2 separate regions of the Homo sapiens genome follow, and region 2 is linked to region 1. The links are chromatin loops, found by intact Hi-C in ENCODE. Cell type or tissue: mammary epithelial cell. All regions are shown on one strand. Links, peaks and the distances in the headings refer to the core of each region. The heading gives the core; the rest is flanking DNA.

Region 1 (16,129 bases), core at 4,594-12,593:
ATACCTTTTTTTTTTTTTAAACAGGAGTTACCCATTTCACAATATTTATCTTGAACAGTTTTTATTTTTCCCATAGTCATGATGTTCATGGTGACATAATTTCTTTTACAAAAATGTGTCCTTATGTAGTTCCTCCCCTCCCTGCTTTAAGGCACTTTGGTTGTTTCTAAAGTTTTGATTTTACCATTGAGACTGTACAAGTCCGAAGAACAGGATCCCCCAGCTTTTCCATAGACTGATTCCTAGAAATGCAATTACTGGGTCCAGGGGATAACCCTCAAGATCTGTGACGGGGTCAAATGACAGAATCCCCAAATGATGACATGCATTTGTGTCCTAGATGCTTTTTTTTCATATGCCTCAATCTTTTCAACATTTCAAAAGAAACCCAGTGCCTTCTAGTCACATTTAGGATTTCCTAACTGGCCTGCTGCCCCATATCTTCTTCAACCCATGGTTGCCATGGGAAGGGCCTGGGAATCAGGACAAGAACATTGACACTTGCATTTATGTTTCATCACTTCCTGTCGGGGACAATCTGGACAAATCACTTAGACTGGAACCACATTTATTCATTTATTTTAATTTTAAAAACCTTTTAAAGAGCAGTTTTAGATTCTCAGCAAAATTGAGCAGAATGCACAAATTGTGCATTCTGTGTCCCTCTGCCTCCCTTGCCCCCAGCCTCCTCCACTATCAACATCCCTGCAGAATGGCTCATTTGTTACAATTGATGAACCGACATGGACACATCACCATCCAGCCCATTAGGCTTCACTCTTGCTGTTGTACATTCCATGGGTTTGGATGAGTATATAATTCCATGTATCTGCCATTATAGTATGATATGGAACAGTTTCACTGCCCTGAAAATCTCTTGTGCTCTGCCTAGCCATTCCTCCCTGCCCGAAGCCCCAGCCCTCAGCAACCACTGATCTTTTTACTGTCATCGTAGTTTTACCTTTTCCTGAATGTTGCAGAGTTGGGAATCATACAACCCTTGTAGCCTTTCCATTTTGGCTTCTTTATCTTAGTAACATGGATTTAAATTTTCTCTGTGTCTTTTCATGGCTTGATAGCTTATTTCATTGTACCGCTGAATAATATTTCAGTGGCTGAATGTACCATAGTCTATTTATCTATTCATCTACTGAAAGACATCTTGGTTGCTTCCAAGTTTTAGCAATTATGAACAAAGCTGCTATAAATATCTGTGTGCAGATTTTTGTGTGGACATAAGTTTTCAACTTACTTGGGTAAATACCTAAGACTGCAACTGCTGTATCTTACAGTAAGAGTGTCTTTAGTTTTGTAAGAAACTGCCAAACTGTCATCCAAAGTACCTGCACCATTTTGTGTTTCCACCAGCAATGAATGGGAGTTTCTGTTGTTCCATATTCTTGCCAACATTTGGTGCTGTTAGAGCTCTGGATTTTAGCCATTCTAATAGGTGTGTAGAGGTATCTCACTGCTGCCTTAATTTGCATTTTCCTGATGACATATGATGTGGAGCAACTTTTCATATTCTTATTTGCCATTTGAATATATTCTTTAATGAGGTGTCTGTTTAGGTCTCTGGCCCACTTTTTAAAAATTGGGCTGTTTGCTTTCTTATTGTTGAGTTTTAAGAGCTCTTTGTTAACTTCATTTTTCTCATCCCTACGGTAGGTTTATCTTCCCTATCTTCCACACACAGTTTTTGTTTAGGTCAAATCATATAATTAAACTGAGTGCAGGTTACATATTGCTGGATTGTGGCATAAATATGAGGAATTATCAATATTTTTTCTACTATTTATATCCAAAACACATATGCAGTGGTGTATTTTCAGATTAGACACTGTTATATTTTAATCTGTCTATATTTTAATGTTACAGAATACCTTGCATTATAGAATAACTTCTAAAAATTCTTTTTATGTTATGTATTAGTCCATTCTCACATTGCTGTAAAGAAATACCTGAGACTGGGTAATTTATAAAGAAAAGAGGTTTAATTGGCTCAAGGTTCTGCAGGCTGTACAGGAAACATAGCAGCATCTGCTTCTGGGGATGGAAGGTGGAAGGCAAAGAGGGAGCAGGCATCTTATGTGGCAGGAGCAGGACCAAGAGAGAGTGGGGAGGTGTCACACACTTTTAAACAACCAGATCTCACAAGAACTCACTCACTCGCTATACACTACCAAAGGGGGATGGGGCTAAACCATTCATGAAAACTCCACCCCCATGATCCAGTCACCTCCCACCAGGCCCTACCTTGGACATTAGGGATTGCAATTTGACATGAGATTTGGGTGACGACACAGATCCAAACCATATTATGCTATATTCCTTAAATATCTCTGTTTCTGTTTAGTAGTCACCTTTCTTTTACAAAATATTTGTATTTGTACTTTACCCATTCATATTCCTTTTGGAAATTTCTCAGTCTTCCTCCTCTTTGCCCTCTTTTCTTAAAAAATTTATATTTATGTACTTCATATGTAAAATTCCTACAGTAAAATTCACTATGAGTTTGACAAATGTATAGAGTTGTAGAACCACCACTCCAATCAAAGTACAGAGGAGTTTCATCCCCACCACCTTCTGAAAAGAGTAATTCTTCCACGTAACATGCCTCTGCAATTTTTTAAATCCAGGATTCATGTTCTTGCTGTTAGTCACCCCAGAACAGCAAGAACTCCTCATTAGTCAGTGAGGAGCAACAGAACAAGTTGTTCAATTACTTTGGAGATGTAGTACATGTTTCTTCAATTTCTTACAGTAATTTCTACTTTCTACATTTAGTATGTGCTTTGCACATAATAGGTCTTAAATAAATATTGATTTACTAGATTTTACGTATCTCTCTTTTTCCACATCTCTCACACACACGGACGCTAAGAAAGAAATTATCTCTCTAAGGGCAACCATGGGCAAAGAATCTGGAATATATATACAATGTATATGAGATCTAACAAAATATAAATGGTATATTTAGAGCCGTTTGAGAAAGGTATCTTAAATTGGAAAAAGATTGGGGCTTTTGGAGAACCTTCTTTTGTTTGGTAGAGGCTATAAAATGTCTGTCTCAACCAATTTTGTCTCTTGACACTTGGCGAGCATTGACTTTCCTTTCTTATGTCTGATACACAGTTAGCATGGCTGTTGTAGCGCTGAGGGTGCTTTTCTCTTCCTTCATCTGCATTTTGCCTGATGACTTTACAGGAGTGAGGAGGACCTGCCAATTAACTCTCCAGTTGAGCTCTTCAGCTAAAAAGCATATTTTATTTCTAAACTGGAATACACTTACTATAAATTATGATCTCCAACTTTACCTACAAGCTAGTGAAATTAAGATTTAAAATGAAATCATGATAGTCACCAGTTTCATTAAGGCATCTGTACTTTCTACTCCAATGCTTGGACCTAAGGACAATCCTGGCAAGTTACAATGTTTACTTTGTGTGGGATGGGACCATAGAGAGTTAGAAGACTTGGCTTTGCATATGGAATATATTTTCGGCAATCTCTGAAGCCAAGACAAAACTTTCTGGCATAATGCAAACAGAGTAAATTTTTGCAGTGTATTTTTTAATAGTTTTGAAGTTTTTAGTAATGTTTTAGAAATGCTGGTGAGCCTGCCTGAGATGTGAAGTTTCTTTCCTTCCAGCTTGCTAAATACTGATTAGTGGGTTCCCTTTGTACCTTTGCCAAGGAGGTTCTGGATGCTAGTTCCTTGGGTGCATGAACTCAGCTGCCCCATCCTACACAGCATTAAGAGGTAAAGCCTGGGCCTCAGATGTAGGGCTTGATCTTTTTTTTTTTTTTTGACTTTTTTTTAGAACAATTTTTAAGAAAAAAGAATTGCTGTAAAATCTTTGCCCATTTAAGTTTCAATTGTGCCCCTCATGTCCCTAAGAGCAAAAGGATCCAGTCCAGGATCACGAGCTGCACTCAGTTGCAGGCCTCTTTAGTCACTGTCAATCTGCAAGAATTCCTCAGTTTCCTTGACTTTCATGACCTCAATATTTTTGAAGAGTCCAGACCACGTATTTTGCACAATGAGCCTCAATATGGGTTTGCCCTATTTTGCTGTGATTGGTCAGGTTATGCATTTTTAGTTGGCATATTCCAGGGGTGATGCTGTGTCCCACTGCTCCTGGCTGCCTGCTACACAAGGCTGATCTGTCCCATGGCTAGTGAGGTGATCTTTTTTCCCAGGTAAAGTGGAAAGTGGTGTCTGCCAGGCTTTCCCACTCTTAAGTTAATTTCCTTTTCTCTCTCTTTTTTTTTTTGAGGATATATTTTGAGAATCTGTAAATTCCACTTTTCTTACCCACCTGTTTTTGCATCTTCTGATGTTCCTTGCCAGAATTAAAAATTATTACTATGGCACTTGCCAAGTGGCGATTTTTCTAATTCCATCATTCCTTCCATGTGTTTTAGTTGGCATTGTCCAGTAAGAAAGAACTCTCTCTTTACCCCATTGACCTATTTATATAAGGAACCACTCATAGCATTCTATTCTACTCAATGAGTTACAATTCAGTAGGGTCATTATTTACTTTGAGGCTCATGTCATACCAAGTTGAGCCAGTGGGAGGTCCTTCAAGCTGGTTTTTGTGCCTTTTAACTCATGCCTCCCATTCTTTGAGCATTTTCCTGCTTCCTGACAAAACAAGATGTTCTAGGATTGCCATTCTTTCCCAGCCCTGGCTCTAGAATCAGCCATTTCTCCAAGAAATCCTGGCTGCTCAATACGCTCATGGTGATTGGGGTGTTGCTGCTCTGAGGTTCCCTCATGGATAAAGTAAAAGATCCACCTCTATTTTTGCTTCTCTTTCTGCCTATAAATACAAAACTAGGAGTTCAACTCCACATCTCTAATTCCAATCCAATTACACAGCATTCATTTAGTGTTTCCTCTTGCCTTATTTGTACCGCCCTTCACTGATAATGAGAAACTCGACTTACTCATTCTTATGCTACCTTTTCCCTTAGTCCTCCTGTGTGCAGCTCATCTTCCAAGGCCTCCACACTGCTTTGCTGCTCTGCTCACATGCTGTCTTGTGTGAACCTGCCCCACTTCAGCTGCCACTTTCTGTTGGCCCCAAACCCTAATCTGGTGTCTTTCTTACAAAAAAAAAAAAAAAAAAAAAAAAAAAAAGAAAAAAGGAAAGAAGGAAGAAAGAGGGAGGAAGGAAGAGAAGGAAGCAGGTACTTTTTTGAGAGACCCTGTTCCCTTTTTCTTTCATGTGACATCCTGTTTGTTGTTGTTTTTTTCTTTTTTTTCTTTTTTCCTAAAGAACAATACATTCAGTATTTTGAGGATTCTTCATTTGGGGGCTAAGGTCTTCTTAACTTAGAACAGTCTCATGGTCTAAGCATTTATGCAGACAGCCTGCTGTCTTGTTAACACTGACTGTGCTATCAGCCCTTTGACTGGAGTGCTGTGACCCATTCTTTGCATTCTGTTTATAACAAGGTGTTATAGGATGTCACAGAGCCTGAGTGTGAACTAGAATTGACTTTTTATAACTTATGTCTTTTAATCTTCCCCTTGTACGAATAAGCAAACTGAGAGACCAAGAGACCAAAAAGGTAATGAGCTGACCAAAATCAGACATTGAATTTTTTTTCATTTTGTGTTGGACTCCAAAATTTTCTACTCTACTTACCAACGTCTCCTGTTCTGTAGTCTCCAGGGACACCTCAAATCAACAGCCCTTGTTTCAAAGGTGTGTTGATGGTGTGATAGTTCTAGGACAGGCTGGATAATGGTCCCCCAGCGACGTCCACGTCCTTATCACTGAAGCCTGTAAGTGTTACCCATATGGGACTGTGGCAGGAGATATCCCAAATTATCTGGGTGGACTTGATGTAATCAAAAGGATACATCAAAGGGGGATCGAGGAAGGTCAGAGAGGAAGAAGGTGATGTTATGATGAGGCAGCAGTTGGAGAGATGAGCTTTAAAGATGGAGGCTGGGGCCATTGGCCAAACAATATTGGCAGCCACTAGAAGTTGGGAAAGTCCAGGGAGTATATTATCCCTTGATTTTAGCCCAGGAAGGCCCATATTAGGCTTCTGACCCCCAGAACTGTAAGATACTAAATACATTGTCTTAAGCCACCACATTTGTGGTAATTTGTTACAGCAGTGATAGGAAATTCATACAAGCTCCTGTAAAATAACAAATCTTGCTGCATGCATTGTGTTAGCATGTCAGGGGACAGCCCTGCCCAAGATCCCATATTTAGAGAGCAGTTGCTAGTACCTCTAGTGTTTCGTATCATCTAAGTTGTCCATGTGTTTTCATCTTCTGCTTCCTTAAAAAACAATCACTTTGGGGAAACAGAAAGAGTACATCTTATGTGACATGTAGGTCAAGTTTGGAAATTCTTCCTCTGCTCAAGTCATCACTCAGCTGGGTTCCATTGTCCTTGTCTTACAAAAATTTGGTCAGCTTCAAAAATTTCTCTAGCATCTAAGCAAAAAAGTACCTTGCACTGACCATCTCCAGGACACAATCCATCAAACTGACACTTTAAGTGTAGATCATATCTGGGGTCTCATGCTGCTTGACAACACCCTTTAAACAGAGAACCCAAAAGGATGGGGCATAGGACTCATGGCTGAGGGACTGATAGCACAATCAGTGTAGAGATGACACTGGGCTGTCATAAATGCCTAGACCTCAAAGCTCTTTTAAATTAAGGAGATGTAGATCCCCAAATGAAGAATCCCAAAACTTTTGAATTTACTGTCCCTTGAAAAGAAAGAGTGGATACACCATAGGCATTGCTTTTAAAGCATATTTTTGTTACATTTTAAATTACTTTCATGCTAGTTAGTGTCCTTTAGACATAATTTCATCATGTCTTATTTTATTCTTATTTACTTTGTGTGATGAATTTACCTAAAAATTAATGACTAGTTTGACCAACTTGATTGTCCTTTGACTTGAGAAGCTTGTAATTTCAGTGAAATTCAAAACATTAGATAAGATTGAAAAGAATATTCTACTTCTTTTGTATGAAAGTGGGAAGGTGTAGGTCTTATTTGGTCCATTTGAATTGGCTTATGGCCTATATTCAGTTACAATGATAGAAAATACCACCAAAAGAGGAGGAAGACATATGTATAAATAATGTCATTCCATACTAAATGCACAAACGCAGCATTCTTCTTAAATTGGAAAGTGTAGCCAGGACATTAGATGTTTAGCCTGCATTCACTTCCTGTGCAGTTGCCTAACCTTTATTTCTATCTCTTTTGGAAGATTGTTTATATGTTTTGATCAGGACTTTTATACTCTTAATAAGAATATTTTTGCAGTATTTTGCATCTCCTCATAATTGTTGAAATGAAAGAGAGTTTACGTTTCTTTATTTGAATTACTTTAAAAAACTTGAAGAACACCTTTCGGTATAAATAGTGATTTAAATATTGCTGGAAAGTATGTATCAGATAAGAAGGAATACAGTGAGAACTCAGTTAACATTGTTGATGGGTTCTTGGAAACTAAGACTTTAAGCAAAACAACTTTTTTTCCCTCATCAACATTATAACAAAATGGCGTTGAATGAGATGACATTATTTGAGGACCTGCTGTATGTCCTTTTGCTGAAAGTTGCAGTTGTGAACAACAACTTACTGATGACGCTAAGTGAGGACTTACTGTAAAATGATGTAATGTGGAAATTCTATGTCCAGAATTCAGTGAAATGTTAGGAGCCTTCTTGTAAGTTTTCTTTCATTAAATCCCTGGGTAATGTTCTATTCTGGATGTTAGGGTTACCTGAAATACTTGCCAAGGGGAGTTTTACAGTTGCTGTCTGTGTGATTCAGTGTGAGAATTATAATGCAAAATAACAAAGGCAAAGTCTGCCATCAAGACTCCAAATCTTTGATTACAGTGATCAGTGTCATATTGCTTTTGAAAAGAGTAACCTTTATTTGCCCTCTCTGTTAATTGGGCTACTTTGACATTTTGTCAAAATCTCAGAGCCTCCCGGACAGCCTGCCTGCAGTTAAGGTGAGTTGCCACTTGATGGCACGCATAACATTCTGATGGTCTTAGGCTTGCCTTTCACTGTTCATAGGCAAAGTTCCAGAATTTTCAGACACATTGTACCCAGATACTTAGTGCCGTACCATAATTGATTGTATCTCCTGCTGATCTGTGAGATTATTGAGGGCAAAAACTCTGTCCTTATTCTGTTTCCTCCTCTAACACACACATGCCCACAAATGTGTGCATTCAAACATGTGCATATACATTCACACATGTTCATACACACTCACACACACACACCCTCCTCCCCGCCACATACAACTATGGCCTTTTATGAGAGGGGCTAGAAAAGGAAAATTTAAAAAGGACAGATGAATATTGTTATCAATAATGCCTTAGTTATCAAGGTATGCTTCATATAATCATAGTTAAATATGACCATTAAATGAAAATTCCATTTAGAATAAGATATAAAGGAAAATCTTTAGTCAATGAATAATTCTTGATTTTCACTATTTCTATTGTTTCCTATTTAATTCCCTATAAATGCACTAGGTGAAGACTTACTGCACTAAGCCTCAGTGCCCTCATCTTAAGCAAGGATAATAGTACTCATCTCATCAGATTGATCTGAGAATTACATGATGAAACATAGCACATACACCCTACTACACTTACTCATCCTTATCTAGCTACTGTTGAGACCAGACATTGCCAGCATGCTACATGCCAGGCATCGTTTTTATAACTTTATATATAAATGCATTTATTGCTTGCAACAATCCTATAATATGTCTTATTTATTTATTTATTTATTTATTTTTTCGAGATGGAGTCTCGCTGTCGCCCAGGTTGGAGTGCAGTGGCGCAATCTCGGCTCACTGCAGGCTCCGCCCCCTGGGGTTCACGCCATTCTCCTGCCTCAGCCTCCGGAGTAGCTGGGACTACAGGCGCCCGCCACCTCGCCCGGCTAATTTTTTGTATTTTTAGTAGAGACGAGGTTTCACTGTGTTAGCCAGGATGGTCTCGATCTCCTGACCTCGTGATCCGCCCGCCTCGGCCTCCCAAAGTGCTGGGATTACAGGCGTGAGCCACCGCGCCCGGCCTCTTATTTATTACCATTTATCATGTGAGGAAACTAAGTTAAAGAGTGGTAAAATAATGTGTTCAAGGTCACATGGCTGGCGCACACTCAGAAATGTTATTAATCATTCTTCTTCTTATTATTATTTGCAATAGTAGTGAGGTTTACAGCTTTTCCTTGGAGTCTTACTGAGAATCAGCAAAGTGTTATCTTTCACATGAAGGTAGCTGCATCTGACCTTTCACTAGTGCTACTCATGCAGATTTTGCTCAGTAGGATTCCATGCAAACTAATTAACCACGTGCGGAGATATTGCATGCCTCTCCTGAAGGCTTGCTTGCTCATGGCTTCTTCTTTCTGGTGCCTTCCCCCATCTTTCCCTGTGGTTAGGGGCTCCTCAGGAACATCTAGAGACAGTCAATCCCTTTTTGCTTGTTTAGAGGAATCAGAATGGTGAGGTTGTGTAGAGAAATCAGAAGTGAGGCAGGGTGCTCAGTGTGGGCTGAGATCTGTATATGCAGGTATAGGACTTCACTACCCAGGGCATTGGGTGGGAGGTACCAGCTGGATGGACAGTGACGCTGGCCCAGCAGGAGTCACTTGGAGAGGGGCCAGGGCCAGGGACCAATATCTCTATGGATACGTGCAGAGGAAGGGGTGATGGAAGCACCTGCACAGATGATGCTAAGGGAGAGAGTGGCAATGCACAGTGCCTAGCTTTGTGCATGGCCCACAGAGAACGTTCAGGAAACCTTGGCTAACCACATGAATAATAGAAGACTTACTGCATGCTTCCAGAGTCTGTGCCTGGCACTTTACAGCCATCATCTACTGAACTTTAAATACTGTGATCATCATCTCTGTTTTATTAATACAACGAGGCAGCCAACACTCTGCGTGGTGCAGTCCTATGCCTGCAGACAGAGCCGGCCCACATCTTGCCAAGAGTGGAACTCCAGCAGTTAGGACTGTGCTGCTGCAGGGCGATGTCTCCTTGACTTGTATGCTTCTCGTGAATTGCCCAATGTTTATTTTAGAGATTCTCTTTCCATCACTCCATAAATCCCTGCCAGCGATCCAGGTGCAGCTCAAGGCCCTCGATGTCTCCACCCCACCTCATTTCCCTTTGTGTCTGCTTGCACTTCTGCTTTCTCACCTTATTTTTGCTACTTTAGTCATAGTATTTGGCTTTGAATAAACTGAGGTTGGACTTCTGCCTCCACTACTAACCAAGAAATGACTTCAAGCAAGTTATTTGATTAACTACCTTAGTGACATCATATATCATAGCCCATGGAAAGCATACATTTAATGGGGATTTTTATGTATGAGATCCCATCTACTGTAAGTAAACTGAGCATTGCAATTTTATTGTCTGATTCACCTCTGAATTCCTAAGATGCTGGTACAGTGAGTCACAAACTTAAGTTGAATTGGATACACTGTGTTGCTATCTGTCCCCTCCCTGCCTACCACTGCCTATGCATTTGACCAGCCTCCACTAGCCCGTGAGGGTCTGGGAGTTCACAGTCAAGTTTCATTCATCTTTGCATCCTATGGGTAGCCTGTTTTGCTGAGACCTAGGTAGTCTTAGAGTTATGCCAATTAAATGGATGGCTAAATGAAATATATGGGGTGTGTTTGGCATATGTTGTCACAACCGGATTAGGCAATTGAGGCAGAAGAAAAGAAATGCGATGTGTATAGAAACATAAAATAATACATGGCGTTTTTTTTTCTCCGAAAGGTGTTTTTGATGCTTTTGCAAGATTCCAACAAGAAATCTCACATTGCCCTGGGGACTGAGTCAGAGCTGCAGAACCACAGGCCTACAGGACATCTGTCTGGCTACTGTAAGTACAGAATGGCTTCCTGCATTTCTGCTGGAGGAACAATGACACCAGCCTTATTCAACATCCCTTGTTTTAAAAGTTGTATAGCAAGGTTCTGAAGTTAGTGAGGAGATGTGAGTGTATAGTGAGGGGGCAAGTAAATACAGGTCAGAGGCAAAAAAAACGTTGAGTTTTATCCTGGCTTGAAAAAAAAAAACTGTGTGTTTATGGGACACATTTATCTTTTCTTCAGGACTTGACTTAGTATATAAAAAATTTCTCAATGTATACAGTTAGAATAATGACCATCATTCATCTTATTTTACCTTCATCACAAACAAACTGATCTGGCCTACCTGCGTGGTGTGCCTCTTATGTGCAGGCACCCTCCTGGTAATGGATTTGCATGGTTTAACAAAGCCCCGGATGTGGGCTTTGCCTTCATGCGACCTCTGTCCCTTTGGGACCAAATCATGGCTTCAGCTTTTGTATGCAGCCTCCTTTATAGGCTTTAATGATTGAACAGAATCCAGATTTGGTATCTAGGTGTGTGACTGAAGCTCCAGTTCAGTCCAATTCCTGGCATATTTATTAGCAGCAACTCAGCAAGGATCCCTGAGCTGAGCTCTAGGGATGTGGAGGGTAATAAATCTAAGAGCTTTCCTTCAGAGATTTCAGTCTACTAGGCACATGAACCCATGAATAAGTAACTAGAATTAAATATGTTATAACCTTTTATGATGTTTCCCAAATTGCATCCTTACCAGCAACTGTAGGAATTGCTATTGCTGTACTTCCTCTTCAGCTCTTAGTAGTATCAGATTTGAAAAACATATAATTTAGCTATTAAAATAGATGTGTAGTAGTTTCTCATTGTGGTTTTAATTTGCATTCTCCTAATGATTATGTTAGGCATATATTTTTATTTCCCACAGCTTTATTGAGATATAATTCACATAACACACAATTCACTCATATAAATGGGACCATTCAGTGGCTTTTAGCTTCTTCAGAGTTCTGCATTCATCACCACAATCAACCTTATACCATTTTCATTACTCTGAAAACTGGTGTCACTTAGCAATCACTCCTCAAAATCCCCATCTCTTCAGCCATAGGCAACCCCTAATGTACTTTCAATCTCTAATAGATGTGCCTATTTTGGACATTTTATATACATGGAATCATAGTATGTGTGGCCCTCTGTGACTAGCTTCTTTCACTCAGCACAATGTTTTTGAGGTTCATCCATGTTACAGCGTGCCAGTACTCAACTTATTTTGATTACCAAATATTTCATTGTATAAATATACCACATTTTTGTTTGTCCATTCACCAGTTGATGGGCATTTGGGGTTGTTTCCAGTTTTTTACTATTGCAAATATACTATTATGAACATTTATATACACAATTTTTGTGGATATGTTTTCTCTTACATGTATACCTAGGAGTGAAATTGCTGAATCATATGTTTCAATCATTTGAGAAACTGCTAGACTGTCATCTAAAGTGATCACACCTTACATTCCCACCAGTAGTATATGAAGTTTCTAATTTCTCCACATTCTCCCAACCCTTGTTATTATCTGCTGTTTTGATTACAGACACTTTAGTGGATGTGACACACACCTTAGTGTGTATCTCATTGTGGGTTTTATTTACATTTCACTGGTGGCTAATGATGTTGAATATCTTTTCATAGGCTTCATGGCCACTTGTATATTTTCTTTGGAGAAGTCATATTCAGATTTTTTGTCCATTATTAAAATTGGGCAGATTTTATTTCTAGAGCTGGAAGAATTTCTAATTATGGAATTGTGTGAGTTAAGTGGAATGGTAACTAGGTTTTCATAAATGCCGTTTATGAAGTTGAAGAAGTTTCTATCTGTTCTTAATTGTGGAGTGTTTTTAATCATGAAAGGTGTTGGATGTTGCCAAATGCTTTCTCTGCATCTATTGAGATGATCATTTGTTTTTTGTTTATTTATTTATTTATATGGTATATTTTTGGTTTTTGGTAGTTAAAACAACATTGCATTCCTGGGACAAATTCTACCCGGTCATGTCATATATTGCTGGATTTTATTGTGCTAGTATTTTGTGGAGCATTTTTGTATCTTTATAGCAGGTATTGGTCTGCAATTTTCTTTTCTTGCAGTGTCTTTGGCGCTGTTATCATGGTTATCTTCACCTCATAGAATGAGTTGAGAGGTGATCCCTTCTCTTCTATTTTGTGGACATGTTTGTGAATAATTGGTATTAGCTCTTCTTTCAATGTTTTGTGGAATTCACCAGTGAAGGCTTCTGGGTCTGGGCTTTTCTTTGTGGGTAGGTTTTTTAATTATGATTAATTCAAATATTTAATTGATGTAGGGCTATTAGATTATCTATATTTTTCTCAAATCAGTTTCAGTGTTTTATGTCTTTCTAGGAATCTGTCCATTTCATTTCAGTCGTTATGCTATTTTATGTTATTGGCATACAATTGTTCATAGTAATCAGTTATAATTCCTTTTGTTTTTTAAAAGTCTGTAGTGATGTTTGTCAGGCGTGGTGGCTCACGCCTGTAATCCCAGCACTTTGGGAAGCTGAGCTGGGTGGATCATGAGGTCAGGAGATCAAGACCAGCCTGGCCAACATGGTGAAACCCCGTCTCCACTAAAAATACAAAAAATTAGCTGAGCATGGTGGCAGGTGCCTGTAATCCCAATTACTTGGGAGGCGGAGGCAGAGAATTGCTTGGACCCGGGAGGCGGAGGTTGCAGTGAGCTGAGATTGTGCCACTGTACTCTACCCTGGGCGACAGAGCAAGACTCCGTCTAAAAAAAAAAAAAAAAAAGCCTGTAGTGATGTTTCACCTTTCATTTCCACTTCTAATAATTTGAGTCTTCTCCGTTTTCTTGGTTAATCTAGCTGAAGTGTTGTCAATTTTGGTAATGTTTTCACAGAATCAGCTTTTGGTTTTATTGATTTTTCTCTTTTCAATTTCATGAAATTCAGCTCTAATTTTTATTATTTTGTTTCTTTTACTTACCTTAGATTTAGTTTGCTCTGTTTTTCCAGTGTCTTCAGGTGGAAGTTTGCATGAATTTGAGATCTGTTTTTTATAATTATAAACATTTACTGCTATAAATTTTTCTCTAAGCATTGCTTCAGCTGTACCCTGTAAATTTTGATATGTTGTATCTTCATTTTTCATTCATCTCAAAGTATTTTTTAACTTCTCTTTTGATTTCTTTCATTTCTTATTTAGGTTGTGTTGATTTCCACATATTTGTGAGTTTCTAAATTCCCTTTTGTTATTAAAGTCCCATTTCATTTTATTGTAATCTGAAAGAAACCAGAATGGGTTCATATTTTTAATAGAGATGGGATTTCACCATGTTGGCCAGGCTGGTCTCAAACTTCTGAACGTGGGAGGTGGAGGTTGCCTTGAGCCTAGATCATGCCACTGCACTCCAGCCTGGGCAACAGAGGGAGATTCTGTCTCAAACAACAACAACAACAACAACAACAACAACAACAACAACAACAACAAATCTCTTTTCAACTTATTAAGGCTTGTTTTATGGTCTATGCTGGAGAAAGTTCCATGCCTCTTGAAAAGAATGTTCATCTGTTGTGATAGGTGGTGTGTTCTATAGACATCTGTAATATTTAGTTTGTGTGTAGTGGTTGTTCAAGTCTTTTGTTTTCTTGTTGATATTCTTGTAAATTATTTTATCTGTTAATAAAATTTGGGTATTGATATTTCTGATTATTATTGTAGAATTGCCTATTTCTCCCTTTAAATCTGTTGACTTCTGTTTTTATGTCTTTGCGGGCTCTGTTAGGTACATAAATCATCACAATTTTATATCTTCCAGATGTAAGCCTTATTTCATATCTTTTATAGTCTTCTTTCCTTCTTGTATTCTTCCTGGTCTTTTTAGACAGTGCTGGCACTATACCTGATGAAGCAGTTTTCGCAAACACTTTGTGAAACCTTCTTAGGTTTCAATAATATTCATCCATTAGACAAAAGCCAGGTGTTTTTGAAATAACCTCTTCTGTATTTTTTGGCTTCTACATAGATGGCAGAGGGGACCACACCACAAAGCTTCCTAGAGGTCCTCTGGTTTGGTTGAGTAGACCTGTGAGACACACTTGATCTTTTTTAAAATTTTTTAATTTTACATACGTAACAAACCTGCACGTTGTGCACATGTACCCTAGAACTTAAAGTATAATAATAATAAAATATGTGTATACATTATATATAACCCAGTTAAAGAAAACAAGTAATGCAGTTAAAAAATGATCAAATGACCTGAATAGATAGACATTTCTCAAAGGAAGACATGCAAATGGCCAACAGGTATATGAAAAAATACTAAATTAATAGTCAGCAGAGAAATGCAAATGAAAACCACAATGAGATATAACCTTATATCTGTTAGAATAATTAATATTAAAAAGACAAAAGATAACACATGCTGGTGAGGTTGTCAAGAAAAAGGAACTCTTCCATACTGTTGGTGGGAATGTGAATAAGTATAGCCATTATAGAAAATAGTATGAAAGTTCTTTAAAAAATTAAAAATAAAACCACCATATGATCAAGGAATCCCATTACTTGGTATATATCCAAGGAAATGAAATCAGTATATTAAAGAAATATCTACACTCTAATGTTTATTGCAGCACCATTCATAATAGCCAAGACATGGAATCAACCTAAGTGTTCATCAACAGATGAATGGATAAAGAAAATATGGCATATGTACATAGTAGAATACTATTCAGTCTTAAAAAAGAAGCAAATTCTGTCATTTGTGACAACATGGATGAACCTGGAGAACATTATTTTAAGTGAAATAAGCTAGGAACAGAAAGGCAAATGCTACATAATGTCACATATATGCAGAATTTTTAAAAGTTGAAATCATAGAAATGGAGAGTAGAATTGTGGTTACTAGGGGCTGGGAGGGGATGTGGTGAGGAGATGTTGGTAAATGGATACAATATTTCAGTTATATAGGAGAAATAAGTTCAAGAGATCTATTGTACAACATGGTGACTGTAGTTAATAACGTTTTGTATTGTTGAAAATCTCTAAAAGAATAGATGAGTTTTCTCATCACAAAAAACTATGTGAGGTATTGCATATGTTGATTAGCTCGGTTTAGCCGCTTCACAAGGTATACATATTTCAGGACATCATGTTGTATATG
Region 2 (16,129 bases), core at 3,464-11,463, 110 kb after region 1:
TTATTTTTAAGAGAGGTTATATGTTCTTGACCCTAGTTTTGTAGCAATGAATATGGCAAATAAAAATCGATTAAACATTGTTTTGTGGATGTAGAGAAAGAACTGTAAAGGATTGTGTCTACAATTTCCCACTGGAATTTTAATTGACTTTATGTTGCATTTATAAATTAATTTGGAAAGAACTAACATTTGACAATCTCTTTTTTTTTACAATCACTTGCTAAAATAAATATAATTCATTTGTGAAAGTATTTTAATTAATCCTTGCAGTCTATTAGAAGAGAATGCTCTTATCAGTAATTAATGAAACAGTTTTCTACACTTTCTCTACAGTAATGTCTCCTTTTTAAATTTTATTTTTTATTTCAATAGGTTTTTGGGGAACAGGTGGTGTTTGGTTACATGAATAAGTTCTTTAGTGGTGATTTCTGAGATTTTGGTGCACCTCACCCAAGCAGTGTACACAGTACCTAATTGTGTAGTCTTTTATCCCTCACTCCTCTCCCAACATTTCTCCCCAAGTCCCCAAAATTCATTGTATCATTCTTGTAATTCATTGTATCATTCTTATGCCTTTGTGTCCTAATAGCTTAACTTACAATTATAGTGAGAACATAAGAATGCTTGGTTTTTCATTCCTGAGTTACTTCACTTAGAATAATAGTCTCCAGTTCCATCCAGGTGGCTGCCAATGCCATTATTTATTTAGTTCCTTTTTGTGGCTGAGAGGTGTTTCATGGTGTATATATATGTATATATATACACATATACATATATAGATGTATATATACACATATATACATATATATTCTTTATCCACTTGTTGATTGATGGGCATTTGAGCTGGTTTCAAATTTTTGCAATTGCAAATTATGCTGCTATAAACGTGTGCGCAAATATCTTTTTCATATAATGACTTTTTTTCCTTTGGGTAGATACCTAGTAGTGAGATTGCTGGATCAAATGGTAGACCTACTTTTAGTACTTTAAGGAATCTCCACACTGTTTTCTATAGTGGTTGTACTAGTTTACATTCCCACCAACAGTGTAAAAGTGTTCCCTTTTTACCACATCCATGCCAACATCTATTATTTTGATTTTTTGATTATGGCCATTCTTGCAGGAGTGAAGTGGTACCACATTGTGTTTTGATTTGCATTTCCCTGATCATTAGTGATGTTGAGCATTTTTTCATATGCTTGTTAGTCATTTGTCTATCTTCTTTTGAGAATTGTCTATTCATGTCCTTAGCCCACTTTGTGATGGTATTTTTTGTTTCTTTCCTGCTGATTTGTTTGAGTTCTTTGTAGATTCTGGATCTTAGTCTTTTGTCAGATGTATAGATTGTGAAGATTTTCTCCCACTCTGTGGGCTGGCTGTTAACCCTGCTGATTGCTTATTTGGCTGTGCAGAAGCTTTTTAGCTTAATTAAGTCCCATCTGTTTATCTTTGTTTTTGTTGCATTTGCTTTTTGGTTCTTGGTCATGCAGTCTTTGCCTAAGCCAATGTTTAGAGGGGTTTTTCCGATGTTATCTTCTAGAATCATTATGGTTTCAGGTCTTAGATTTAAGTCTTTGATCCACCTTGAGTTGATGTTTGTATAAGGTGAGAGATGAGGATCCAGTTTCATTCTTCAACATGTGGCTTGCTAATTATCCCTGCACCATTTGTTGAATATGGTGTCCTTTCCCATCTTTATGTTTTTTTGTTTGCTTTGTCAAAGATCAGTTGGCTGTGAGTATTTGGCTTTATTTCTGGGTTATTGATTCTGTTCCATTCGTCTATGTGCCTATTTTTATACAAGTACCATTCTGTTTTGGTGACTATGGCCTTATAGCATAGTTTGAAGTTAGGTAATGTGATGCCTCCAGGTTTGTTCTTTTTGCTTAGCAATTGCTTTGGCTATGTGGGCTTCTTTTTGGTTCCATATGAATTTTAGGATTTTTTTTTCTAGTTCTGTGAAGAATGATGGTGGTATTTTGATGGGAATTCCACTGAAATTGTAGATTGCTTTTAGCAGTATGGTCATTTTCACAATATTGATTCTACCCATCCATGAGCATGGGATGTGTTTCCATTTGTTTGTATCATCTATGATTTCTTTCAGCAGTGTTTTTTACTTTTCCTTGTAGAGGTCTTTCACCTCCTTGTTTAGGTATATTCCTAATTTTTTTTTTTTTTTTTTTTTTGCGGCTGTTGTAAAAGATGTTGAGCTCTTGATTTGATTCTCCGTTTGGTTGCTTTTGGTGTATAGCAGAGCTACTGATTTGTGTACATTAATTTTGTGTCCTGAAACCTTGCTGAATTTATTTACTAGTTCTAGGAGTTTTCTGGATGAGTCTTTAGGGTTTTCTACGTATACAATCATATCATCAGCAAACAGTGACAGTCTGACTTCCTCTTTACCAATTTGGATGCTCTTTATTTTTTTCTCCTGTGTGATTGCTCTGGCTAGGACTTCCAGTATTATGTTGAATAGAAGTGCTGAAAGTGGGCATCCTTGTCTTGTTCCAATTCTCAGGGGGAATGCTTTCAGCTTGTCCCCATTCAGTATAATATTGTCTATGGGTTTGTCATAGATGGCTTTTAATACCTTAAGTTATGTCCCTTCTATTCCTATTTTGCTGAGGGTTTTAATCATAAAGAATGCTGGATTATGTCAAATGCTTTTTCTGCATCTATTGAGATGATCATGTGAATTTTGTTTTTAATTCTGTTTATGTGGTGTATCACATTAATTGGCTTGCATGTGTTAAATCAACCCTGCATCCCTGGTATGAAACACATTTGATCATGGTGGATTATCTTTTTGATATGCTTTGGATTCAGTTAGCTAGTATTTTTATAAGGATTTTTTCATCTATGTTCATTAGGGATATTGGTGTGTTGTGTTGTGTTCTTTTTTTGTTATGTCCTTTCCTGATTTTGGTATTGGGGTGACACTGGCTTCATAGAGTGATTTAGGGAGGATTCCCTCTTTCTCTATCCTGTAGAATAGTGTCAATAGGATTGGTCCCAATTCTTCTTTGAATGTCTGATAGAATTCAGCTGTAAATTCCTCTGGTACTGGATTTGTTTTTGTTGGTAATTTTTTTAATTATCATTTCAATCTTGCTGCTTGTTATTGGTCTATTCAGAGTTTCTGTTTCTTCCTGGTTTAATCTAGGAGGATTATATATTTCCAGGAATTTATTCATCTCCTTCAGGTTTCCTAATTTATGTGTGTGAAGGTGTTTATACTAGAATTGAATAGTATTTTTTATTTCTGTAGTATCAGTAATAATATCTCTTTTTTCATTTGTAATTGAGCTTATTTGAATCTTCTCTCTTCTTTTCTTGGTTAATCTTGCTAATGGTCTATCAATTTGATTTGTCATTTCAGATAACCAGCTTTGTGTTTCATTTATCTTTTGCATTTTTTTTGTTTAAATTTCATTTCATTCTGCTCTGATCTTCATTATTTCTTTTCTTCTGCTGGGTATGAGTTTGGTTTGTTTCTCTAAGTCTTTGAGATGTGACTTTACGTTGGCTGTTTGTGCTCTTTCAGATGTTTTGATGTAGGCATTTAAGGCTATGAGCTTTCCTTTTAGCATTGCCTTTGCTGTATCCCAGAGGTTTTGACAGGTTGTGTCACTATTATCATTCAGTTCAAAGAATTTTTGAATGTTAATCTTGATTTCATTGTTGACCCAATGATCATTCAGGAGTAGGTTATTTAATTTCTATGTATTTGCATGGTTTTGAGGGTTCCTGTTGGAGTTGATTTCCCATTTTATTCAACTGTGGTCTGAGAGAGTACTTAATATAATTGTGATTTTCTTAAATTTACTCAGACTTGTTTTGTGTCCTATCATATGGTCTATCTTGGAGAATGTTCCATGTGCTAATGAATAGAATGTATATTCTGTAGCACATGAATGTTCTGTAATCATCTGTTGAGTCCATTTGTTCTAGGGTATAGTTTAAGTCCATTGTTTCTTTGTTGACTTTCTGTCTTGGTGACCTGACTAGTGCAGACAGTGGAGTATTAAAGTCCTCCACTATCATTGTGTTGCTATCTGTCTCATTTTTTAGGTGTAGTAGTAATTGTTTTATAAATTTAGGAGCTCCATTGTTAGGTGCATATATGTTTAGGATTGTGATATTTTCTTGTTGGGCTAGTCCTTTTGTCATTATATAATGTCCTTCTTTATCTTTTTTTTAACTGCAGTTGCTTTAAAGTTTGTTTTGTCTGATATAAAAATTGCTACTCCAGCTTGCTTTTGGTGTCCATTTGCATGGAATATCTCTTTCCACCCCTTTACCTTAAGCTTATGTGTATCCTTATGTGTTAGATGAGTCTCCTGAAGACAGCAGAAATTTGGTTGATGAATTCTTCTCTATTCTGCCATTCTGTATCTTTTAAGTGGAGCATTTAAGCCATTTACATTCAATGTTAGTACTATTTGTTGCCTGAATGTCTTGTTTGTTTGTCTGTTTCATTGTGTTATTGTTATATAGGTCCTGTGAGATTTATGCTTTAAAGAGGTTCTATTTTGGTGTATTTTGAGGATTTGTTTTAAGATTTAGAGCTTGTTTTAGCAGTTCTTGTAGAGTGGGGCTGGTAGTGGCGAATTCTCTCAGCATTTGTTTGTCTGTAAAAGACTGTATCTTTCCTTCATTCATGAAGCTTAGATTTGCTGGATACAAAATTCTTGGCTGATAATTGCTTTGTTTAAGGAGGTTAAAAATAGAACCCTGATCCCTTCTAGCTTTCAGGATTTCTTCTGAGAAATCTGCTGTTATTCTGATAGCTTTTCCTTTATAGGTTACCTGATGCTTTTGCCTCATAGCTCTTAAGATTCTTTCCCTTGTCTTTACTTTAGATAACCTGATAACTATGTGCTTATTTGCATGGTTTTGAGGGTTCCTTAAAACGTAGGTGATGATCTTTTTTCAATGAATTTCCCAGGTGTTCTTTGAGCTTCTTGTATTTGAATGTCTAGATCTCTAGCAAGGCCAGGGAAGTTTTTCTTGATTATTCCCTCATATATGTTTTCCACACTTGTAGATTTCCCTTCTTCCTCAGGAAAACCAATTAGTCTTAGGTTTAGATGCTTAACATAATCCCAAACTTCTTGGAGGCTTTGTTCATTTTTTAAAATTCTTTTTTCTTTGTCTTTGATGAATTGGGTTAATTAGAAAGTCTTGCCTTTGAGCTCTGAAGTTCTTGCTTCTGCTTTTCCAGTTCTATTGCTGAGACTTTCCAGTGCGTGTTGCATTTCTCTAAGTGTGCCTTGATTTCCAGAAGTTGTGATTTTAAAAAATTTATGGTATCTATTACACTGGAGATTTTTCCTTCCATGTCCTGTATTATATTTTTGATTTATGTAAGTTAGAGTTCACCTTTCCCTGGCTCCTCCTTGGTTAGCTTAATAATTGACCTTCTAAATTATTTTTCTGACAATTCAGAGATTTTGTTTTGGTTTTGATCCATTGCTGGTGAGCTGATACGATCTTTTAGGGGTGTTAAAGAATTATGTTTTGTCATATTACCGGAATTGTTTTTCTGGTTTCCTCCTCATTTGGGTAGACTATGTCAGAGGGAAGATCTGGGACTCTAGCTGCTGTTTAGATTCTTTTGTCCCACAGGGTGCTCCCTTCATGTGGTGCTCTTCCCCTTGCCCTAGGAATGGGGCTTCCTGAGAGCCCAACTGTAGTGATTGTTTTTACCCTTTTGTGTTTAGCCACCCAGCAGAGCTACCAGGCTCCAGGATGGTATTGGGGAGTGTCTGCAAAGAGTCCTGTGATGTGATCCATCTTCAGGTCTTTCAGCCGTGGATACCAGCACCTGCTCAGGTGGAGGTAGCAGGGGAATGAAGTGGACTCTGAGGTTCCTTGGTTGTATTTTTGTTTAGTGTGCTGGTTTTGCATTGGTTGGCCTCCAGCCAGGAGGTGGCGCTTTCAAGAGTGTATCGGCTGCCCTTGTGGAAGAAGGATCAGGTGGTGGGTGGGGCCATAGAGTTCCCAAGAGATTATGTGCTTTATCTTCAGCTACCAGGGCAGGTAGAGAAGGACCATCAGATGGGGGCAGAGTTAGGTGTGTCTGAGCTCAGACTCTCCTTTGGTGGGGCTTGCTGTGGTGGCAGTGGGGGTGGGTGTGTGGTTCTCAGGCCAGTGGATTTATGTTCCTCAGGGGATTATGGCTGCCTCTGCTGAGTCACACAGGTTGCCAGGGAAGTGGGGTAAGTCGGCAGTCACAGGCTTTACCCCGCTGCCATACAGCCTGCAGTCCTAAAGACAGGTCTCACTCCCACCGTGGCCCTCCCAACAGCATCAAGTCAATTTCTGGGCAGTTGGTGACCAGGGCTGAGAACTTGCCCCAGAGAACTCAGCCTTCCTGCTGAGAAAGCAAATGGACTCATGGTTTTCCGATGTCTCATTGAGCCAGCAGCAGTGATCCAGTTCCTTCAAAGGGTCTGTGGATTCTCTCAGCTTTCCTGGTATGTTCCTAGGGTAATTCTTGTAGCAAAAGTTCACGATATGAGTCTTCACATGCAGCTGTCTGAGCAGGAGCTGCAGGCTAGTCCTGCCTCCTTTCCCTCTATGGTAACATCTCTGATTCTAATTCTCCTTATTGCTTTCCTTAGAACTATCAAAACAATGTTAAATGGCAATGCATTTTCTCATTTAATGGTAATATTTCTATTTATGAAATGATGGATTGAAAATTATCTACAAATTTTCATCTAATGTAGACATTATTTTGTTGGCAATTTTATAAAAAGTTCTTACAAGAATATTTTAAATTTATCACTTTAAGGCCAGGTGCAGTGGCTCACACTTGTAATCCCAGCATTATGGGAGGCCGAGGTGGGAGGATCACCTGAGGTCAGAAGTTCAAGACCAGCCTGGCCAACATGGTGAAACCCCATCTCTACTAAAAATACAAAAATTACGTGGGCGTGGTGGTGTGTGCCTGTAATCCCAGCTACTCAGGAGGCTGAAGTGGGAGAATCACGTCAACTCTGGAGGCGGAGGTTGCAGTGAGCCAAGATCACACCACTGCACCCCAGCCTGGGTGACAGAGTGAGACTCCATCTCAAAAAAAAAAAAAATTATAACTTCAACATTTATAAAGTTGCATGTATTTTATAGTTCTTTTCCTTTTGACAAATTTGTTATAAATAAGAGGTAGTTGATTATCCACCTATCCTTAGCTTTCCATAATAAATTTTATTTTTGTTAGATTTTTAATATTTTTGTTAAATTTCATATGCTAATAGTCTATATAGATTTTATATTTATTATTCATAAGAAAAATTAATTTGTTGAAAACATCATTTTCAATTTTTGCTATTAACTATTTTGCATTTTTGTAATTTTGACAATTTGTGTTTCCTTAGAAACTCATTAATTTAATTTAAAATTGCAAATTACTTACATAGGATTATAACTATGGTTCTCCTAAAATTTGTATTTCCTTCCTATACCTGTGTCTGTATATTTGTGTTTTATTTCTATAAGTTATATTTTCCAGATTCTGACTTTTATTTTTAAAAGGATGAAATATTAATTTATTTAGAAATTCAAATTATTTTTGCTTTTCAAATTTATCAAACTTTGTCATTCTTCTTAATCCCCCACCATGCTTTTCTCAATCTAGTTTTGTTGTTTTATTTCTAACTTTTTGATTTAAGTGTTTTTTGTGTTTTTCATCTTAAAATAAAAAATCAAATTATGAGGACTACCAATATGCTTTTTGTACAGCTTTTACCTTGATCCTAAAAATGTAATAAATCATAGTATTGTTGTTATTCTCTAAATGATGTTAGAAATACATTTTCAGTGCCACAAAGGAAGTAGCACTCGAACATGAATTTTCTCAGCAAGGCAATTTTACTTCTATAGAAGGATGCATCTCACGGATGGAGCAATGGCGAGAGCACACCTGAACAAGGGAGGGGAAGGAGTTTTTATCCCTGACGCAGGTAGCCCCTACTGCTGTGTCATTCCCCTATTGATTAGGGTTGGACCACACAGTCTAAGCTAATTCCTACTGGCTATTTTAAAGAGAGCAGGGTTACGAGCCAGAGTGGTGGGATGAGCAGTTCTGGTGGGAAAGACGGTTACAGAACAAATGACTAAATGTGACTCAGGTCAGAACAGGTGACCAAGGGTGACTCAGGTTGCAGCAGGTGATCAGGGGTGACTCAGGACAGAGCAGGTGATCAGGAGTGACTCAGGATGGAGCAGGTGACCAGGGGTGACTCAGGACTGAGCAGATGACCAGGGAAACAGTTGTGAACTACTGATTACAACTGGTGGGGAGGTTGTTTACTGAAACTAGGGGAAGGAGATGAGGAGAACAAGGAAGTTAAACTTTAAAATGAAGGTCATAGAACTGAACATACTGACATACTGATACTTTGAAGAGAAACTTAGAACTCACTGTATTTAACAATGACATATATGATTTTAATATAGTATTTTTATCAAACTTTAGAAGGCTTTTTTTCAGATACTCATTATCTTATTTTTTTCTTTCTTTCTTTCCTTTTTTTTTTTTTTTTTTGAGGTGGAGTCTTGCTCTAGCACCCAGCCTGGAGTGCAGTGGTGCGATCTCAGCTCACTGTAACCTCTGCCTCCTGAGTTAAAGTGATTCTCCTGCCTCAGCCTCCTGAGTAGCTGGGATTACAGGCGCATGCCACTGCACCCGACTACATTTTGTATTTTTAGTAGAGATGGGGTTTTACCATGTTGGCTAGGCTGGTCTCGAACTGCTGACCTCAGGTGATCCACCCACCTCGACCTCCCAAAGAGCTGGGATTACAGGTGTGAGCCATCGCGCCCAGCCTATCTTATTTCTTCCTTCAATATTTTTACAAAATAATTTTAAAGACTTTTTTGAAGTTTAATTTACATATGAAAAAGAACATCCAATGACTTTTCATAAAATGAATATAATTATATAATCTGTACCTACCTCAAGAAACAGAACCAGACCACCAACCCATAAATTCCATCTAATCACATCCCTGTTGAGGTTAACTCTTATTTGCATCTTTTTTGTTTTTAATACAACTTAATGTATTATTAAAGGCAATCTTGTAAACAAAACTCAGGACAAGAAGTAGAACTTTGGTAGCTAACTTATAAGTCATTCTATGTACTCCATTCCAAATACAACCTCTTCCATTTAAATGATTTTTTTTGAATTCATTACGCAAGAGTCTATTCCTAGACACCATAGTTTAATCTTGCATGTTTGTAAGATACTTGATAGGGCCTTTAAGTTACTCAATTCACAGGTCCTTTCTCCATTCCTTTCATTTCTTTACAAACTCTCTGTCGAAGAACCTGAACTGTTGGACATGGTGAGTTGGCCTACAAACTTTGCTGACTGCATACTGATGATGGAATTTAATATGTTCATTTGTTCTGTTTCTTGCAATTGCAGCTGGATTCAGAGGTTTAGTTAGACGCAGGTTCAATCCTTTGGCATGACTAAACAGGAGATGATGTTCTCTTTCATCAAGAGGCACATAATGTCTGGGCCAGGTGAGGTGGCTCATGCCTGTAATCCTAGCACTTTGGGAGGCTGTGGCGGGCGAATTGCTTGAGCCCAGAGTTTGAGACCGGTCTGGGAAACATGGGGAAACCCTGTCTCTACCAAAAATACAAAAATTAGCCAATCTCATAACCTTGTGTAAAAATAATAAATATTAAAATATAAAACTAAAAAATAGGCACATAATAGCTGGTCTTTAGTCTTTTTTTTTTTGCTTTTAGCAGTTTTGATGTTTAATGCTTAGGTGAATTCATCCATTGCAAAATGGTCATGTTTTAACCTAGTCTTTTTGTTTTCATTTACTAGTTTGGATAATTTTGTACAGAGATGCTTTAACTGTCTTTTATTTGGCTACTCAGAGGTACAGTTCATACAGGAAAAGAGACAGAATTTATTTACCCAGTTTTCACAATAATCAATTGGTTTTCAGCTGTCCTCAGAAAGTGACAGATTAGGTTTTCATGTATTTGTTTCCTTGTATCATTCTGACTTCATTCTGATAGAATTAGAATGTATCACAAGTGTCACTTTGTGCTTAGTTATCTCTTTTACTTCTTAGAATTTCCCTTTTTTATTCTCTCGACATTCTCCTCTAGTCATTTCTTCATCCATATACTAGAAATAATAACTCAAATGTTTAAATGAAGGTTCAATGCTATACCACATAAAATCCACCTTGTGCAGAAACAGACATGCTGTTGTCATTTAACTGCAACTAACTTATATGAAGAAAATTGCAGACCTGAAATCAAATCTATCTTGCTCCAAATGCTACATGCTATATCTGTTTCTGTCTGTCGGCAGATAATGCAGTTTTACTTGGGTTAATCTATGTCAATAGGTGAAAACTCAACATTAAGAGCTAATTATGTTTGAGAACAGAAAGTAGAGAAAATTTATTAGTTGAGCAAGTGTTTGAGGTTGGTATGTGTAAAGAGAGTTGTGATACTACTTACTCTGAAAGGAAATCCTGCTGTATGGGATTGAATCTCTCTCAAGTGTTTCCTTGATTTTTCTCTGCAGTCATAGAAGAAGTAAGATATTTTTGTTGAATTTGGAGGTAGGTTTTGAAAAAAAAAATTCTAACTTCTCTATTTACAAGTACATGTAGACAAAAGAATTTTAACTTATAAAGCAAAATTAGGTTTATTTCTTCATCCCTGGAAGACTGACTCTCTCCTTTGTAATTCTATTTCATCATTTGTAAAATAATTGGAAAATGAAATTCAAATAACTACTCTTGAAAAGAAGAATAAATTTACATACAAATAATGGTCTGCAAGTCCCTTATTATACTCCATATCTGTGTAATTAGTTTAATTATAACTAAATCATGCTTGCATTAATTATATTTTAACCTTGATTATTTGTAATGTTAATTGCACATTGGTATTCAAAGAATTAAATAGGTAATTAGCAGCACAATGGAATTTTTCACTACTTAGAGAGTTGAAATGTACCTTCCTGCCCATGAAGCCCATAGCTTATTGCTACCTAATTGAAACACATCTACTCATTCATTCAATATATTAAGGTATTTTTGTCTCTTCTTTGAGGTTATATTATCTAAAACAGGGCTCTTTTACTTTCCTGTTTAATTTACTAATCTCCATGAATGCACATCTTCAAACTTGAGAGTAATACATGTCTAAATATATTTCAAAATTGTCCACTGTAGTTTGGCTCAGAGCATGTCATGTTCTCCTGATATACTGATAGTTGTCTCAGGCCAGAAATCACATGCATTTTTATTATTATTATTTTCTATTCTCTGTAGCTCTTCTTCCTACTATCGTAACTCTCAACTTTTTGTCTTGGCAAGTTGTCAAGGCTGCAGCATGATAGACTAGGTCCCAGAGGAAGTGAAGACAAGGAAGTGAAGTAAGGAATTTAAGACTAAGATTTGTTTTATGAATTTGATCAACACAGTTGAGAAGCAGGCATAAGAATAAATAATTATTTGACTTAAAACTAGCAGTCTCATATCTGGAACACTAAAGTCCTGCTAAGGTAGTGGCAAGATTAACAAAAGGCTCTAAAAATTGGAGACAAGTTTTCTGATGAAAATCTTATGTTGTGATATTTACTTAAAATATGAAAGGCTGTGGCATTTTTATTTGGTCAGCATAGTGTTAAAATTTTGGATTTGGATTGGCGTTGGTTCCAGTTTGTCACAGTTGCCACCATTGCTTGTTGCCTTATTGATGGACACCATCAAACATTTACTTGGACTATTACATCTGAAATTATTGAAATTTGTGGCTCCTGAACACCATAAATGTTAATCTCATTAGCCATGATTTACTGTGTCTCTCTTATTCGCCGAGTATTAAGTTAGGGGCTTTACATTCTAGATCTTATTTGATAATTATAATGACAAAGAGGTTGTTATCCTAATTTTACTGACAAGAATCTAAGATTCAGAAAAATTAAGTGGCTTGCCGGAAGTCAAACTTCTAGAACATGATGGAGCTTTGAATCCAAGTTTTTGAAACTCTAAATCACATGCAGTTCCTATCCACCCTTTGACTATTAGAGAAAACAAAGTAGTCACAATCAATGAGACAGAACATAAAATATTTTAAAAGGGAGAAGAAAAAGAGATATATATATACATATAAAATATCATGTATATAAATATCATATGATATATATCTTAGTTATATCTATATATATATTTTAAAAGGAAAGTTGACAGATAACAGAGCAGGCACATATTTTTATAATAAATATTATTGGGAGTATCTTTCCTTAAAAAATCAGACACTCAGAAACTGGGTTAAAAAAGGTATTTTTTTTTTTACATGACACAACACACCATTACAGTGAAATTAAAAATAATGGCCATTATGCAAATGAAAACAAAACAAAACTGTATAAATACGTTAACATTTAAATATATAATTCAAGTAAAGGTACATATGAGGCAAAGACACTACTAAATAAAATACATTCTTTGATGTGAAGTCATTGCAGTCAAGAAATTCTGTATATGAAAGACATAGAATGATAAGGTGTAAAGCAAAGTCTGTTGGGAAAACCAGAAAGAGAATGAGAGGATACGTTGGAAGGAAGAGACCTTAACTCTTTAATTATCTAATAGTTACAAAGTGTAATATATTTGGAGAATGAGTTTCACGTCATCAACACAAGAAACAAGACTGTTTATCATACAAACATGACAAATACAACTCTTCATTTTTATTTATGAAGTACTAGAGTAATTCCTGTTAAAATAAGAAACAGAATAACATGATCAACATTATTATTTAGCATTTTCTGGAATTTAAGTTCCTGCTATAAGACATAGTTTAAAAAATAGTATGAGTATTTATACTGCTAATTATTATCTTTTGTGTCATCATACACTTAAATACCCAAGAAGATCAATTAAGAAATAATTTCAACTGAAGTGGCCAGAAAAAATAATAAATACATTCAAGGCTATATAATATGAAAAACAATTACAATAGAAAAAAACACATGCAAGGTAATGAATAACCTTAGAAGGAAATATGGTCAACCTATATGTTAAAATGTAGATGATGTTTTCAGCATAAAAGAATAAATAAGTAATAAGATAATACCATGTTGCTGAATGGAAAAGCTGAATCATCTTACTATTACTCTCCTCTAGCAAGTTTTATAGATTTAATGTAATTCCAATTGATATTGCAGAGAATAGAGTAGGCTTTACACAGAATTTCTGAAGTTTTAAACACAAGAATAAATAGATGGGTCTAATCGTGACATTTTTCAAAAAGAATAGGTTGATAATGGCTAAATGACTTAAGAAATATTTCAGTGCATTATATTGACTTTGTAATAAAATAATGTCTTTCTAATTGGATTGCTTAATCGATAAGAGAAAATCAAAATATAAAAAAGGTAGTATACACATTTTACATTAGTGATAAAAGGAAAAGAAGTTGCAAAATTTTCCTGAGATTGGTATTTTCTATCCCTCAAAGAAAATTAGAAATAAGGCAAATAAACACATTGTTTATTCAATAAGGACATTTCTTTTAGACATTAAATTAATGTAAAATTTACAGTAGAAAATACAGATATATTTAAACATAGAAATTTAAATTTCTTCTGTAAGTCGAAACATTAAAATTGAAAGGCTGAAAACAAGGATCAAATAAGACAAAGCATTAATAGGTATAATATGTAAATTACTGTATAGTGATAAGGAAAAGACTACAATTACAATACAAATAGGCTAGCTGGGCACGGTGGCTCACGCCTGTAATCCTAGCACTTTGGGAGGCCGAGGCAGGCAGATTGACTGAGGTTAGGAGTTCGAGACCAGCCTGGCCAGCATGGTGAAATCCTGTCTCTACTAAAAATACAAAAATTGGCTGAGCATGGTGGTGGGCACCTGTAATCCCAACTACTCGGGAAGCTGAGGCAGGAGAATCGCTTGAACCCAGGAGTCGGAGGTTGCAGTGAGCCGAGATCGCACCGTTGCACTCCAGCCTGGGCAACAGAGGGAGACTCCATCTCAAAAAAGTAAAAAATAAAAAAAATAAAAAATAGGCATAAGACTTAAGCATTAAACACAATATGAAAGTGAATGGTTAATAAACATTTTAAAAATAGTTGCCATCATTAATATAAAAATGCAAAACAAACAACAGATACATATATATTTTTAATCATTATAAACAACTAAAATGTAGTGCACAATTTCATGAAGGTATAGTAAAGTGGACACTGTTATATGCTTATCTTTGGAATATAAATCATAATTTTACTGGAGTTAAGCATGGCAATATATATAAAAAATACTTGGGCTAATAATTTTCCTTCTGGGAAATTTGTGCCTAGGGAGATAACAGAAACTTGGATAAAGGTTTAAATGAAAATATATTTATTCTAGTAAATAATTGAGAAGGTATTGTTCCTATATATTTAACAATTACATTAATTACAAAATGTTGGTGCAAAATCATTTAAAATAATATTAAATATATTAAAATGGAAGATTAGCATAACTTGAAAATGCTCTCATTACTAGATAAGAATTATCTAAAACGATTATATTAGTACCTATCTGAGGTCACAAGAAAGGAGGGAAATTTCCAGGTGCCATAAAAGAAGAAACCAACAAACCTGATGTGATACTGTGCAATATATATTTTTGTCTTAGACCCATTTCCAAGCCTACAACTCCTAAAATTCTTGGAATGTCCAAACTGATGTAATTTTTATGCTAATGATTTATGGCGCTGGCAGCCTCTAGGTCACTTCAGGATGGGGCTGGTCACCAGAAAGACCAAGGCAGGATTACAGGGTTGGGACTTCCAGCCACACCCCTCAATCTCAGGGGATGATGAGACGCTGAAGGTTAAGTTGATCACAAATGACCAACGATTTATTCAACCATGCCTCTGTAAAAGCTCTGTAAAATCCCCCAAAACTGTGTTCAGGGAGTTTCTGGATACCTGAACACTTGATAGTTCCTGGAGGGTGGTTCCCAGAGAGGGATGGAAGCTCCATACCCCTTCCCACATGCTTTCCCTTATACATCTTTTCATTTCTATCTTTTGTAATAGTCTTTGTAATAAACTGGTAAATGCAAATAAGTGTTTCCCTGAGTTCTGTGAGCCATTCTAGCAAATTAATCAAACCCAAGAAGAGGGTCATAGGATCCCTGGCCGATCCCAAAAGGTCAGAAGCTCAGGTAAAACAACCTGAGGCTTGTGACTGGCATCTGAAAGGGAGCGGTCTTGGGGACTGAGCCCTCAACTTGTGGGATCTGATTATGTCTGCAGGCAGATAGGGTCAGAATAGAACTGAACTAGAGAACATTCAGCTGGTGTCTGCTGCAGAAATGATTGCTTGATTGTTGGTGGGGAGAAATCCCCACACATTTGGTCACAGAAGTCTTGTGTTGATTGTTGTGGTGTGAGAGCAGAGGAAAAACAGAGTTTTCACACTTTCATTCCAGAGTAATTGCTTGTGTTGCCACCTAAGAAAGGGGCAAAGCATATGTAAATTTCTGATTTGGAGGCATAGGTTTTAATGTCCCTGATGGTGCAAGAGCTATGACTGCAGCTCTGCATGTGGAGAAGCATTGAACTGAAACTCTGTATAAAGCTAGGATCGTTGAAAGGCTGCATCCTTACTGAAGGGGTAGGATCTAGAAAAGACCTTCTACTGGCATAGAAAGATAATAGGAAAACATTAATTTCTGTCTAGGATTAGAGGTGAAAAGAAAAAAATCTCCCCTGGAATTTTGAAAACCTGAGCTTATACCCTAGAACTGAAACTCCTAGAATTGTGGGAGTTTAAATTTGACTACCTGTGATCTGAGAACCACAACTCCCCCTACCCAAGAATATAACATAAACATTGACCTCAGTTTGATGATACCCATGGGCACTTTTAAGAAGAAAACACAAATCTTTGCAAGGATGGTCTCACAGCTCATATATCATTTTTTTTCAAGAGCCCATTAAAGTGGAGTGACTAAACAAACATTACAAAACACACAAGACAACTATCTACTATATAGATAAATTAATGGCTATCACAAAAAGGAGAATTGGCACACAAAGAATGTAATGTAAG

Evidence for each region. A loop is a pair of places that touch in the nucleus more often than their neighbours do. Peaks named below come from ENCODE experiments on the same cell type or tissue, not always from the same donor. Only the 100,000 strongest peaks of a DNase experiment are listed, where the experiment ranks them.
Region 2: it touches region 1 in a loop (7-fold over the local background); 3 of 110 quality-filtered maps call a loop at or near these places.

The regions. Positions count from the first base shown.
Region 1 is chr7:48,416,936-48,433,064 of GRCh38, forward strand. ABCA13 (ATP binding cassette subfamily A member 13) reads left to right here. Exons shown (of 62, transcript NM_152701.5): 42 at 10,831-10,936. Among named protein-coding and RNA genes, the nearest start is that of ABCA13, 250 kb to the left of the region's middle. In mammary epithelial cell, for the core only: a CTCF peak has its summit at 8,026 (motif pointing right); DNase peaks (open chromatin) are centred at 4,596, 10,476 and 10,976; H3K27ac peaks cover 2,495 bases.
Region 2 is chr7:48,529,565-48,545,693 of GRCh38, forward strand. The region is part of intron 55 of ABCA13 (ATP binding cassette subfamily A member 13); the gene reads left to right. Among named protein-coding and RNA genes, the nearest start is that of LINC02838, 170 kb to the right of the region's middle. RefSeq lists an enhancer at 7,612-8,811. In mammary epithelial cell, for the core only: no CTCF peak of the experiment used is centred there; a DNase peak (open chromatin) is centred at 8,197; H3K27ac peaks cover 976 bases.